Regions from separate parts of the Homo sapiens genome. Here region 2 is linked to region 1. A link is a contact called in ENCODE Hi-C or POLR2A ChIA-PET data. All regions are on one chromosome and are shown on one strand. The core of a region is the stretch at or near the end of the contact, and the rest is flanking DNA. Distances in the headings are between cores, read along the strand shown.

Region 1 (5,925 bases), core at 2,323-4,822:
GTTGTTTTCATAATCACTCCCATATACAGACCTTTTAGTTTTTTTTTTTTTTTTTGAGACATAGTCCTACTCTGTCACCCAGGTTGGAGTGCAGTGGAGTGATCTCGGCTAACTACAACCTCCACCTCCTCGGTTCAAGTGATTCTCCTGCCTCAGCCTCCCAAGTAGCTGGGATTACAGGCATGTGCCACCACACCCAGCTAGTTTTTGTATTTTTTGGTAGAGACGGGGTTTCGAACTCCTGACCTCAGGTGATCTGCCCCGCCTCCCAAAATTCTGGGATTACAGGCATGAGCCACCACCCCTGGCCCTTTCAATTTTTTTTTTTTTTTTTTTTTTTTTTTTTTTTTTTTTTGAGACAGAGTCTCACTCCGTCGCCAGGCTGGATTACAGTGGCACGATCTCGGCTCACTGCAATCTCCACCTCCCTGGTTCAGCCTCCCGAGTAGCTGGGATTACAGGCTCGTGCCACCACACCCAGCTAATTTTTGTATTTTTAGTAGAGACGGAGTTTCACCATGTTGGCCAGAATGGTCTCGATCTCCTGACCTCGTAATCTGCCCACCTCGGCCTCCCAAAGTGCTGGGATTACAGCCTTGAGCCACAGCACCCGGCCCCTTTCAGATATTTTTAACCAAGCTGTTCATCTCCCTCACGAAATGTTAAAACAATAGATAAACTGTATATCTGTTTATGTACTGTGGCTCTTGGGAGTGGCACAAATCATTGTGATATCTAAGTCCCCTCCCAATCTCCAAGAATCAGTTTTCACCCTTTTGGATGCAATTTCACCCCTGCCAAGAATGCACGCTAGAGCAGAAGGGAGGGACACTTCTGCCCTTGGGGTCTCTCATCTCCTTGTCTTAGCAACCTCTAGCAGAGGTCCTGAATTTTAAAGACGTTCTCTCCCCTTCACCTCTCCCCTCCTCTGCACCCTCTTCTAACATACACTCTAAGCAGATCCTGGGTCTCTGAATTACCTCTCCAGTCTCCTCCAGCCATTCCCAGGCAGTGGTTGGGGACCTAGAGCTGGTCAGCCTTAAGTCAAGAGAGCCTCCTACCCAGACCCATGTGGCATCTGTCCCTTCTCCCTAACAAATGTGAAGTGCCTGGCCAAGGGCCAGATGTGTAATAGGTGCTCAATGACATTATAATCTTATAAAAATCTTCCTAAGCCAGATCTCGAGTTTAGACAGCAGGGTTGGGGGGTGGAGTGGAAGAGGCTGGGAGCCTCCCTGTGGCTCCTCTGCATCCATCGAGGATTGAGGAGCTATGTGTGCTTGGCAAAGGGCAGGGGGAACTGTAATGCTTTTGTTCAGAGCTGGTCATTAAAGGTAACTCTGGAAACCAAGCCTATTGGGAGTGGTGGTTTTGTTTAATAAAAACGAGAAACAGAACAAGCAGAGCCGTCCCTCCTTGCCATCCCCTGAGGTCCTTCCTTTGGCTTAGGAGCTCTGCCAGAGAAGTAGGGGTGGGACAAGGGTGCCTGGCCTGTGTGCCCAGGGTGGAGGGAGATGATTTTGGATTGTGTTTGTGGTGGTTGTACCAGCAAGCAGATGGGTGGGACCAAGACAGCACTCCAAGGCTGTGAGTCATGGGGGAAACCTGGCCTGGAGTGGAGAGGAAAAGCTAATGGTGAAATACCCTCTCCAGAGCCAGCCTATTGGACATCATCCCAGGATTCAGCTCAAGTTGTTTCGTCTCCTGTCCCCTGACCTTCCACCAAGAAGGCAGCTCCTATGGTGTAAGCCGTCACTCCAGGGGAAGCCTACGATGAATGGGGTTAGAGCCCCCAGATCCCTTACTGGTCTGGAGAGATTTCTAAATCCAGGAATAAACCTCCCCTTGGCCAGGCACAGTGGCTCATGCGAGAAATCTCAGCACTTTGGGAGGCCGAGGCAAGGGGATCACTTGAGCCCAGGAGTTTGAGACCAGCCTGGGCAACATAGTGAGACTCTGCCTGTACAAAAACTACAAAAATTAGCTGGGCATGGTGGCGTGCGCCTGTAGTTCCAGCTACTTGGGAGGCTGAGGTGGGAGGATCACTAGAGCCCAGGAGGTTGAGGCTGTAGTGACCTGTAATCATGCCACTGCACTTCAGCCTGGTTGACAGAACAAGACCCCATCTCAAAACAAACAAACAAAAACACAAAAATGGCCAGATGCGGTGGCTCGTGCCTGTAATCCCAGCACTTTGGGAGGCCGAGGTGGGAGGATCCCTTGAGGTCAGGAGTTTGAGAACAGCCTGGCCAACATGGTGAAACCCTGTCTCTACCAAAAAATACAAAAACTAGCCAGGTGTGGTGGTGCATGCCTGTAATCCCAGCTACTTGGGAGGCTGAGGCAGGAGAACTGCTTGAACCCAGGAGGCAGAGGTTGCAGTGAGCCGAGATCGCGCCACTGCACTCCAACCTAGGTGACAGAGTGAGACCATGTCTCAAAAAAAAAAAAAAAAAAGGCCGGGCACGGTGGCTTAGGCTTGTAATCCCAGCACTTTGGGAGGCTGAGGAGGGCGAATCACATGAGGTTGGGAGTTCAAGACCAGCCTGATCAACATGGAGAAACCCCGTCTCTACTAAAAATACAAAATTAGCCAGGTGTGGTGGCACATGCCTGTAATCTCAGCTATTTGGGAGGCCCAGGCAGGAGAATTGCTTGAACCTAGGAGGCGGATGTTGCGGTGAGCCGAGATCGTGTCATTGCACTCCAGCCTGGGGAGCAAGAGCAAAACTCCATCTCAAAAAAAACAAAAAAACTAAAAAACAAAAACCTCCTCTCACTAGGATTGCTTCCTTATGTTGTAGTTTGAGACCTTTCATGAGGCACTAGGAAGATGGCATTGGCTATAAGAAGTCTGCAGCTCTCTCCCCAGTCCCATTCACTTCCAAGTTCAGCTGGCAAAGACCTTTATCTAGGAAGCCACAGGCCAGGAAAACCAGCCAGCTCAGCCTTTAGGGGTGGGGTGGAGCAGGCAGCAGGGGTAGGGGAGAAGCGGGGGATGCTGGGGGTAGGGCAGAGAGACAAAGTGGATTTGTTTTCCAGCAGCTGGGGCTGTTTCCTGACTATTCCCTGCCTGTCACCCTTAATCCCTCCCTAGCCTATTCACATTGTCTGAGTTTAGTGAAAGGAGGGGCTCTCTCCACCCTTTGGTGGGGCGTGGGTGGGTTTTTAAGTCTGGGAGGTTATGAAGGAAAGATCAGAGCTGAATTTTTTTTAATATATATATATACTGGGGCTGCAGGTAAATTCTGGGTGGAGATGGATGAAGAGGGTTTAGATCCTACAATGATGTATAAGTCTTAAATGATATGCACTCCAGTAGCAGGCAGGGTAAGGGTGATTGTAGGAGCCCCAAAGTGAATGACTGGAAATCAGAGGGAATGCAAAGAGAAGTTGAGACTCTCCTACACTCAGAACAAGGAAAACACCCTTCAATGCCTCAGTGAATGATAAGAGGCAGAGGGATAAACAAAATGCCCTAGGATTGCCCATGATCTGCACTAAGCCGTCTATGGCAGGTAGAGACTACAAGTCCCAGCATGCCCTGTGCCCAGGTCACCTTGCCTGCTGGGAGGTGTAGTTGGGTAACAGAGAGCTGGAGGTGGCTTGGTGCCCAGCAGAGCTGATGCCCAGATGAGAGAAGAGGTGGAGCCAGCATTCCCTCTTTGTCCCTGCTAATGCTATTGACAAGAAGGGAAGGAAGTTGGGAGAGGGTGTTCCTAGTTTTCAGTGTAAACCAGGAAACTCTGGGGGGATGTTGATGGGAGGGAAGAGGAAAGAGGTTGGGGGCTGGGGAAGGAATTTCTGTAGCAGGTGGTGCAGAGATACCGAGCAGCCTATGTATAGGGGTGTGTGTGTGTGGTGTCAGTGAGAGGACTCAGTTTATGTTGCCTTAATTTCTTAGGGGACAGGATTTTTCTTATAATTCTGGGAAATGGTCTTCAGAAAACCCTTTAGAAAAGCGACTATCTCTCGTTCCTTCATTTGAAGTCACTAAAGGGAGTCTGGGCCAAAGAGATCCTATTGATGATCTTGGTCTGCCCTTTCCCTTTCTGTGCTCAGCCTCCCCTGCTCTCTGATGAGGGTGGAGGTGGGGGAGGGAGTGATCCAGAGATTCTGAAATGTTGGCCAGAGTCAAGATCTTGGAAAATCTTCCCGGAATGGAAAGCAGTTCTGGTGCTAAGTCCTCCAAGGAGAAGACAGAAAAGCAAAGAACTGGTTCTGAGCTCCAGGGTCATGGGGAATCTGAGACCACCCATCCTACTCCTAGACCCCTGAGCTCAGGCTTTGTGCTGGGGGCAGGGGGTAGGGAAAGCAAGAATTGAAAAGTAATCTCTCTTCTATCCCAAAGTAGGGAAGTCACAACCAGAAGAAATGTCCAGACTGGGGAGAAAACATGTCCGTGGCTCCCAGCCAGCTTCTTCCTCTTTCCAATATCAATTTCTAAATGTGGGGGAGGGGGAGAATGACCACTGGTGGAGCCAAACAGTATGAAGGAGTCAAAGAAGGTGGAGGTGGGGGAGGGTGGACCACAGTTCTCCATCTCTAAGGCTGGTTCTGAAATAGCTTGAGGCCAGGAGCAGTGGCTTATGCCTGTAATCCCAGCACTTTGGGAGGCCAAGGCGGGTGGATCATTTGAGGTCAGGGGTTCGAGACCAATCTGACCAACATGGTGAAACCCCGAGTCTACTAAAAATACAAAAAAATTAGCCAGGTGTGGTGGCGCATGCCTGCAGTCCCAGCTACTCAGGAGGCTGAGGCAGGAGAATTGCTTGAACCTGGGAGGCAGAGGTTGCAGTCAGCAGAGATCGTGTCACTGCACTGCAGCCTGGGCGACAAAGCGAGACTCCATCTCAAAAAAAAAAAAAAAAAGAAATAGCTTGAGTCTAGGAAATGCACTTCCTTTACTTTACCTGCTTGGGTGGGTAGGTGCAGCTGTGGGCTCAAACCCCTACCCGCTTTCAACTTAGACACTCCCACCACTTGCTTTTCGGCCTGGCTCGGGCAGTGTGCGATTTGCGGCACCAGAGGGCGCTCCGCCCATTTCCAAAGTGGAGCTGTGTCTCCCGAGGGCCGTAGTGGTTTAATATCATCTACGGGTGGAAAGGGATCAGGACAGGGTTGGACGACCACAGAGATTTTAGCCCAAGTGCAATTATTACGCAACCCCATCTCCGACCCGAAGTTTGGTCCCCTGCTCCCGCGGTCTGTTTAGTCACCATTCGTTCAACACACATGTTTTTTAGAGAATGGCGGCGCGAGGCCGGGCGCAGTGGCTCACGCCTGTAATCCCAGAACTTTGGGAGGCCGAGGCGGGCGGATCACCTGAGGTCGGGAGTTCGAGACCAGCCTGACCAATATGGAGAAACACCGTCTCTATTAAAGATACAAAATTTAGCCGGCGTGGTGGCGGGCGCCTGTAATCCCAGCTATTCGGGAGGCTGAGGCAGGAGAATTGCTTGAACCCGGGTGGCGGAGGTTGCGGTGAGCCAAGATCGCGCCCACTGCACTCCAGCCTCGGCAACAGATCGAGACTCCGTTTAAAAAAAAAAAAAAAAAAAAAAACAAGGAGAGAGAGAGAGAAAGAATGGCGACGCGGGGTTGGGGGGCCGGAGATGGGTGATATGTTGCCCAGGCTGGTCTCGAACTCCTGGACTCAAGCCATCCTCCTGCCTCGGTCTCCCACAGCGCTAATATTACAGGCGTGAGCCTACACACATTTATTGAGCGCCCGCCAGTTTCCTGGGGACCACGAGCGTCCCATGCTCCCCTCTCTCCAGGATCGTCACCACCCTGACTCAGGCTCGCCCACATCCGCCTCCTCCGACGCCTCTCATGTCCCTTCTCCTCTTCCCTTAGGATGAAGTGAAGCTGCCGGCCAAACTGAGCATCAGCAAATCGCTGAAAGAGTCGGAGGCGCTGCCA
Region 2 (5,925 bases), core at 1,581-4,080, 270 kb before region 1:
ATTACAGGCGTGAGCCACTGCGCCCGGCCCCCCTCTGCTTCTTTCTCCATAGCCTCCCAGCCCACAACTTTCACACCCAGCCAATCTCGACTTCTGGAAAGTAAACACTCCTTGGTCTTCCCTGCTTGGCGGCTTTGCCCGCACAGTTTCCATAAAGTGCCCTGTCCCACAATCCTATTATTTCCTCAGACCTGAAATCAAATGTCACCTCCTTAGGAAGCTCTCCCAGGTTTTACCCTAAAGTGTGTTAAACCCTGTGAACCGAGTGTTTCGCGCACGTCCTAAGCTGACAGTCCCTCTGGACAGAGTCCCTGGAGTGGAGTCACTGCTCCTTGTCCGAGCCCTCACCACCACCCCCTCCATTTTCCCAGAGGCTGGTGCCCGGCCCAGAGCCTGGAGCAGAGGAAGCTCCCCAAGTGTTACCGCCTTGGCGCCCAGAGTACCGAGTTGTGCCCTCGCTGGTAGAACGGTGTCCAGCTGTCCACTCGGTCGCCGTAGAGTAGCATGTAACGTGTGACCCAGTCCCAAGAATTAAAGGAGCCCTGTGTGGCCACGGCCCGGATCCGGTGCTTCTTCATTAAGTCTATCTGGAGCCAGGGATTCGGATCCCCAATCCGTGGTGACCACCCGCTTATGCCTATAGAAAGGACAGGAGCTTTAACCGGCTATCCCTCTCCCCGAAGTCCTCCGGAGGCCCCCACCCTTCCGCGGTGCGCTGCCAGTTGGCAGCTGATGTTCCGCGGAGCTCACCGTGCAGCCTGGCGAATCTCGGCGCAGTAAGGAGACTGTAGTAGGAGGAGGCGCCCAGGGAGCGTGCATACAGGGGACCCACCAGCTCCTCGTCGCAGCCGTCTAGGGTAGGGAAACCGACTGTTAGTCAGCGCTGGCCCCTCCCAGACCCTTCCAAAGGCCGGCCCACTTAGCGACCGAAGCTTCCCCTTCCGTGCCCCCAACCCCCGCCCCCAGAGGCACACCCAGCCCTACCTTAAAGCCATCTATTCAATCCTGGCTGCAGCAACAGCTGCATGCTCAGAGGAGGCTACCTTCTCCTTCTAGGCAAACCCCTAGGCTACACCTATAGGCCCAAGGCCAGACCCTCCCTAGCTAGCCCAATACCTGCCCTGGTTTAGTACTTTCCCAAACTCAATCCTAAACCTCAGCATCTTCCACAACCTAAGTCAACCCAAGACACCAATCCAGCTCCAACCCTAGCCTCAATCCAACTCGGCCCCCAAAACCTGCACCATCCCCAAATACAGGCCTTGCACCCAACCTCAGCCAGTGCTAGCACCATCACCAGCTCCATGTCCAGCCTTAGCATCAGTCAGGGGCACCAGCTCCTGCTTGGATCCCTGCCACAAAACCCAGCCCCAGCCACAAACCCCAGCCCTAGCCACAAACCCCACCCCTTGGCCAGCTCCAAAGTCCAGCCTTAAGCCCTGGCAAAACCTTAATCCTAGTATCGGTCACCAGTATACACTTATCCCCCAGCCCTAGCCTCAAACCCAGGCACCAGCTCCTGCTTGGATCCCAACCCCAAATCCCTGCCCGCTGACTTCATCCTCTTCCCAGAGCCCAGCCCCAGCCCCGGGCGCGCGCGGCAGCCTCAGAGCTGCAATGCGGAGCGCGGGGGAGAGGCAGGAAAAGATGAGAGCCAGCGGGCGCGCGCCGGCCGGGAAGGACCCGCGACCACCCAGCCGCAATGCGGTTCGGGGCCGCCCTGCAGGCTCTGGACTCCTGGGCCCAACCCCACCTGCCTCCAAGCCCAACACTCACAGTAGCCCCAGCCCTCGGCTCCTGAGACCGCGGCGAGCAGGATGCAGAAGAGCCGGAGATGCATCATGCAGGGCTGACGGTCCCGGCAGCCGCCTCCCTGTGAACGGCTCCGGCTAGGGCTCGAGTTCTGGCTTGGGCTCCAAGCTCTCCTCCTGGGGTTTGCAGCAGACCGCTCTCTCCTCCTTACCCACCCTTCCCTCCCTCTCTCCTTTCGCCCCCAAGCGCTCTGTCTCTCCTCTCTCTTTTCTCTCTCTCTCTCTCTGGTTCCTGGTCCTCCGCTCTTCTCTCTCTATCCTCTCCTTTCCACCCTCTTTCCTCTCACCTCCCCCCTTCCCCAGCCTCTGTCTCCTGGCACGCGCCGGTTTCCCGGACCCCGCGCAAGCGCGTGCCTCAGCCCTGCTGCGAAAGGGCGGGGGTAGAGAGCCTCTCGCCACCGGGAAAACCCCAAGTAACCCGAGGCTGCCCGGGACTAGGGCCACAGGAGTGAGGACAGGGAACCTAGGGCCAGAAGCATCCTGAAAATTTCAAGAAAAGGGAGGTGGTTTGGGGGAGGGGTGCCTGGAAATGGAATGAAGGGTAAGTAAAAGAATCTTAACATTTTCGGAAGGCAAATTATGCTCTAGGAGTGGTGCTGGGCACTGTGAATTTAGCATTTTTGCCCTACTCCACTTTGCAGATGAAAAACCTCAGGCTCAGAGAGGTCAAGAAACTTAGTCAATATCACACAGCAAATGATTATATTCCGAAGCCCGTTCTTTCTTCACTGACAAAGACAGTAAATTATTTTTTCTTTCTTTCGTTCATTCTTTTTTCTTTCTTTCCTTCCTTTTTTTCTTTCTTTCTTTCTTTCTTTCCTCTTTCCTTCCTTTCTTCTTCTTTTTTTTTTTTTCGTAAAATCCAGATCCTGCACAAGAGAGTGAAGTCTTTTGGAGGAGGTGGAATGGGAAAGTGACCCCGTAGACCCTAATCCCCACCTCCCTCTCGGCCCCTCTCCCCGCCTCTTCCTTCCTGTCCCGCTAGTAGTTTAACTTCTACCCCCTGTGGCTATACCTCAGAAACCTGTGTAGCCAGAGATGGGGACGGAGGCCACAGAGCAGGTGGGAGTGGGGGCAGGGAGGGGGAGAAGGGTTACAGAGAGGGAGGAGACAGGGAAGGAATGGGATTCCCCACCTGGCAATGGGCCTCTGCCATCCTATGGCTTATTCAGGATTCTTGGCGCTGTCTCAGACTAGGGGTCCTCCAGATAAATGGGCTGGTGGTGTGAGGCTGGGGTTGTGGGACAGGGACTAGGGCTGAGGGGAAAGGCGGGTTGAACCTAGAGGTCCAGGGTCCCACCTGGGCCCTGAAAACCTGAGTCCCAACCCTGGAGACCCCCTTGGCATGAGTGGTTCAGTGTGCTGGTATTGGAGGTACAGGGAAGGTGGGTATGGAAGGGAAAGAAGAGAAACAGAAACCCACTCCAGACGGAGGTTGGAGTCCAGGGCTCAGGTCTGAGGCAAAGCCTGCATATGGGCATCCTTCCAGGAGAGGGCGCTGCAAAGGGAACTGAAGCTGTAGGATTTATTAATAATACAAACTTTGGGCTGGGCGTGGTAGCTCAGGCCTGTAATCCCAGTACTTTGGGAGGCCAAGGTGGGCGGATCACCTGAGGTCAGGAGTTCGAGACCATCCTGGCCAACATGGTGAAACCCCATCTCTACTAAAAATACAAAAATTAGCTGGGCGTGGTGGTGGGCGCCTGTAGTCCCAGCTACTTGGGAGGCTGAGGCAGGAGAATCTCTTGAACCCGGAGGCGGAGGTTGCAGTGAGCCGAGATCGTGCCACTGCACTCCAGCCTGGGCGACAGAGCAAGACTCTGTCTCCAATAATAATAATAATAAATAATAATAATAATACAAACTTTGTATTATGGCCTTTGGAGAACACAGGTTCTCCCCATCCATTATTTTCCATATTGCCATCTTCACAGCAAACCTTGAGAGGTGGGCTGGTCAGGATTTATAATCTCAACATTACAGGTTAGGTAACTGAGGTCTAGAAAGAGCAAGTGGCTTGCTCAAGGTCACCCAGGAAGCTGGAAGCAGAGGTAGGAGGGGTGCAAGGGAAGCCAAGGCCTGCTGAAGGTGTGCTAGGAAGAGTCTGGAGAAGAGCTTATGTCTCCCCGTGTACTGTTACATCTGGCCACACAGGAGCTCTCAGCTTGGAAGGCAAGTGTGGGCGGGGGAGTTGTGTGGTCAGATGTGTCTCATAAGATCCCGCCTCTCATTTGACCCTCCCAGGTTTCCTGGGGCCATTACTCTGGGGATGAAGAGGACGCATACTCGGCTGAGCCACTGCCGGAGCTTTGCTACAAGGCCGATGTCCAGGCCTTCAGCCGGGCCTTCCAACCCAGTGTCTCCCTGACCGTGGCTGCGCTGGGTCTGGCCGGCAATGGCCTGGTCCTGGCCACCCACCTGGCAGCCCGACGCGCAGCGCGCTCGCCCACCTCTGCCCACCTGCTCCAGCTGGCCCTGGCCGACCTCTTGCTGGCCCTGACTCTGCCCTTCGCGGCAGCAGGGGCTCTTCAGGGCTGGAGTCTGGGAAGTGCCACCTGCCGCACCATCTCTGGCCTCTACTCGGCCTCCTTCCACGCCGGCTTCCTCTTCCTGGCCTGTATCAGCGCCGACCGCTACGTGGCCATCGCGCGAGCGCTCCCAGCCGGGCCGCGGCCCTCCACTCCCGGCCGCGCACACTTGGTCTCCGTCATCGTGTGGCTGCTGTCACTGCTCCTGGCGCTGCCTGCGCTGCTCTTCAGCCAGGATGGGCAGCGGGAAGGCCAACGACGCTGTCGCCTCATCTTCCCCGAGGGCCTCACGCAGACGGTGAAGGGGGCGAGCGCCGTGGCGCAGGTGGCCCTGGGCTTCGCGCTGCCGCTGGGCGTCATGGTAGCCTGCTACGCGCTTCTGGGCCGCACGCTGCTGGCCGCCAGGGGGCCCGAGCGCCGGCGTGCGCTGCGCGTCGTGGTGGCTCTGGTGGCGGCCTTCGTGGTGCTGCAGCTGCCCTACAGCCTCGCCCTGCTGCTGGATACTGCCGATCTACTGGCTGCGCGCGAGCGGAGCTGCCCTGCCAGCAAACGCAAGGATGTCGCACTGCTGGTGACCAGCGGCTTGGCCCTCGCCCGCTGTGGCCTCAATCCCGTTCTCTACGCCTTCCTGGGCCTGCGCTTCCGCCAGGACCTGCGGAGGCTGCTACGGGGTGGGAGCTGCCCCTCAGGGCCTCAACCCCGCCGCGGCTGCCCCCGCCGGCCCCGCCTTTCTTCCTGCTCAGCTCCCACGGAGACCCACAGTCTCTCCTGGGACAACTAGGGCTGCGAATCTAGAGGAGGGGGCAGGCTGAGGGTCGTGGGAAAGGGGAGTAGGTGGGGGAACACTGAGAAAGAGGCAGGGACCTAAAGGGACTACCTCTGTGCCTTGCCACATTAAATTGATAACATGGAAATGAGATGCAACCCAACAACTGTTACTATTTTTGAGTCACCGACTTGGAAGTGATTTGTGGCGGGGCAGAACCGGTGGGTTAACACCCCGCCCCCGCCCCACCCCCCGCCCTGCCCCGCGCTTGGCTCTCTGAGTGGAAGACGCTGAGGGCCTGGGTGGGGGTGGGGGGCTGCTGAGTCTGCTAAAGCTCTAGCCACTGACACCCCCTCCACCGTCACCTGGCCTCAGCCAACAGAGGTGAGGTGGGAAAGCTGCCAGGCAAGGAGGGGCGGTGGTTCCTCTTGCAATACTGTAAGGAAGAGCTTTCTAACAACCAGAGCGCTCTCCAGTAATGGCTGCCTTAGCAAATACTGAGTTCCCGCTATTGGAATGTTCAGACTGTCGGGGACGCTGTGGGCCTTTGCGTGGTGTGGGGGGAGGGGGAGGGGCAGGGGATTCCCGTTTTTGGTGGGCGTTTGGATTTCATAACCACTTTACAATCCCTTCCTAGTGTCTGTGATGGAAAGAAAAAATGAAAAAATGAATTGTAAAATTTGAGTTGAAGTTTTTCCACCTTGAAGAAAAACCTAGGAGGGATTGCAATCTGCAAATTTCCAGAGTAGTTATCACGGGTGTGGTGGGGGTGAGGGATATTTGCTGTTCTCCATCTTCTCTGGGGACTGGGTCAGAGGAA

What was found. A loop is a pair of places that touch in the nucleus more often than their neighbours do. ChIA-PET counts read pairs that join two places held with the same protein, here RNA polymerase II (POLR2A). Pooled maps may share reads with other maps.
Region 2: a map of posterior cingulate gyrus shows a loop between it and region 1 (6-fold over the local background). The contact joins the promoter of CCR10 here to the enhancer-like site in region 1. A Hi-C loop is called at or near these places in 2 of 168 maps with a recorded cell type or tissue (dorsolateral prefrontal cortex and posterior cingulate gyrus) and 4 of 50 pooled maps. POLR2A ChIA-PET finds 5 or more read pairs at or near these places in 1 of 52 experiments (activated CD4-positive, alpha-beta T cell).

Annotation. Positions count from the first base shown.
Region 1 is chr17:42,405,323-42,411,247 of GRCh38, reverse strand. It overlaps CAVIN1 (caveolae associated protein 1), which reads left to right. Exons shown (of 2, transcript NM_012232.6): 2 at 5,860-5,925. Among named protein-coding and RNA genes, the nearest start is that of CAVIN1, 15 kb to the left of the region's middle. RefSeq lists an enhancer at 4,888-4,937. Within about 2 kb of position 3,572, at least 26 of the 41 ENCODE cell types and tissues checked have a DNase peak (open chromatin) inside an H3K27ac peak, as active enhancers do; they include dorsolateral prefrontal cortex, where a contact is called at or near this core.
Region 2 is chr17:42,678,748-42,684,672 of GRCh38, reverse strand. It overlaps CCR10 (C-C motif chemokine receptor 10), which reads left to right and starts at 2,830. Exons shown (of 2, transcript NM_016602.3): 1 at 2,830-2,873; 2 at 4,056-5,784. The coding sequence starts at 2,850. The coding sequence ends at 5,120. It overlaps CNTNAP1 (contactin associated protein 1), which reads right to left and starts at 2,142. Exons shown (of 24, transcript NM_003632.3): 1 at 1,777-2,142; 2 at 751-852; 3 at 444-637. The coding sequence starts at 1,843. RefSeq lists silencers at 608-902, 3,148-3,442 and enhancers at 1,688-1,737, 1,998-2,047, 1,991-2,609, 3,828-4,676, 4,677-5,525.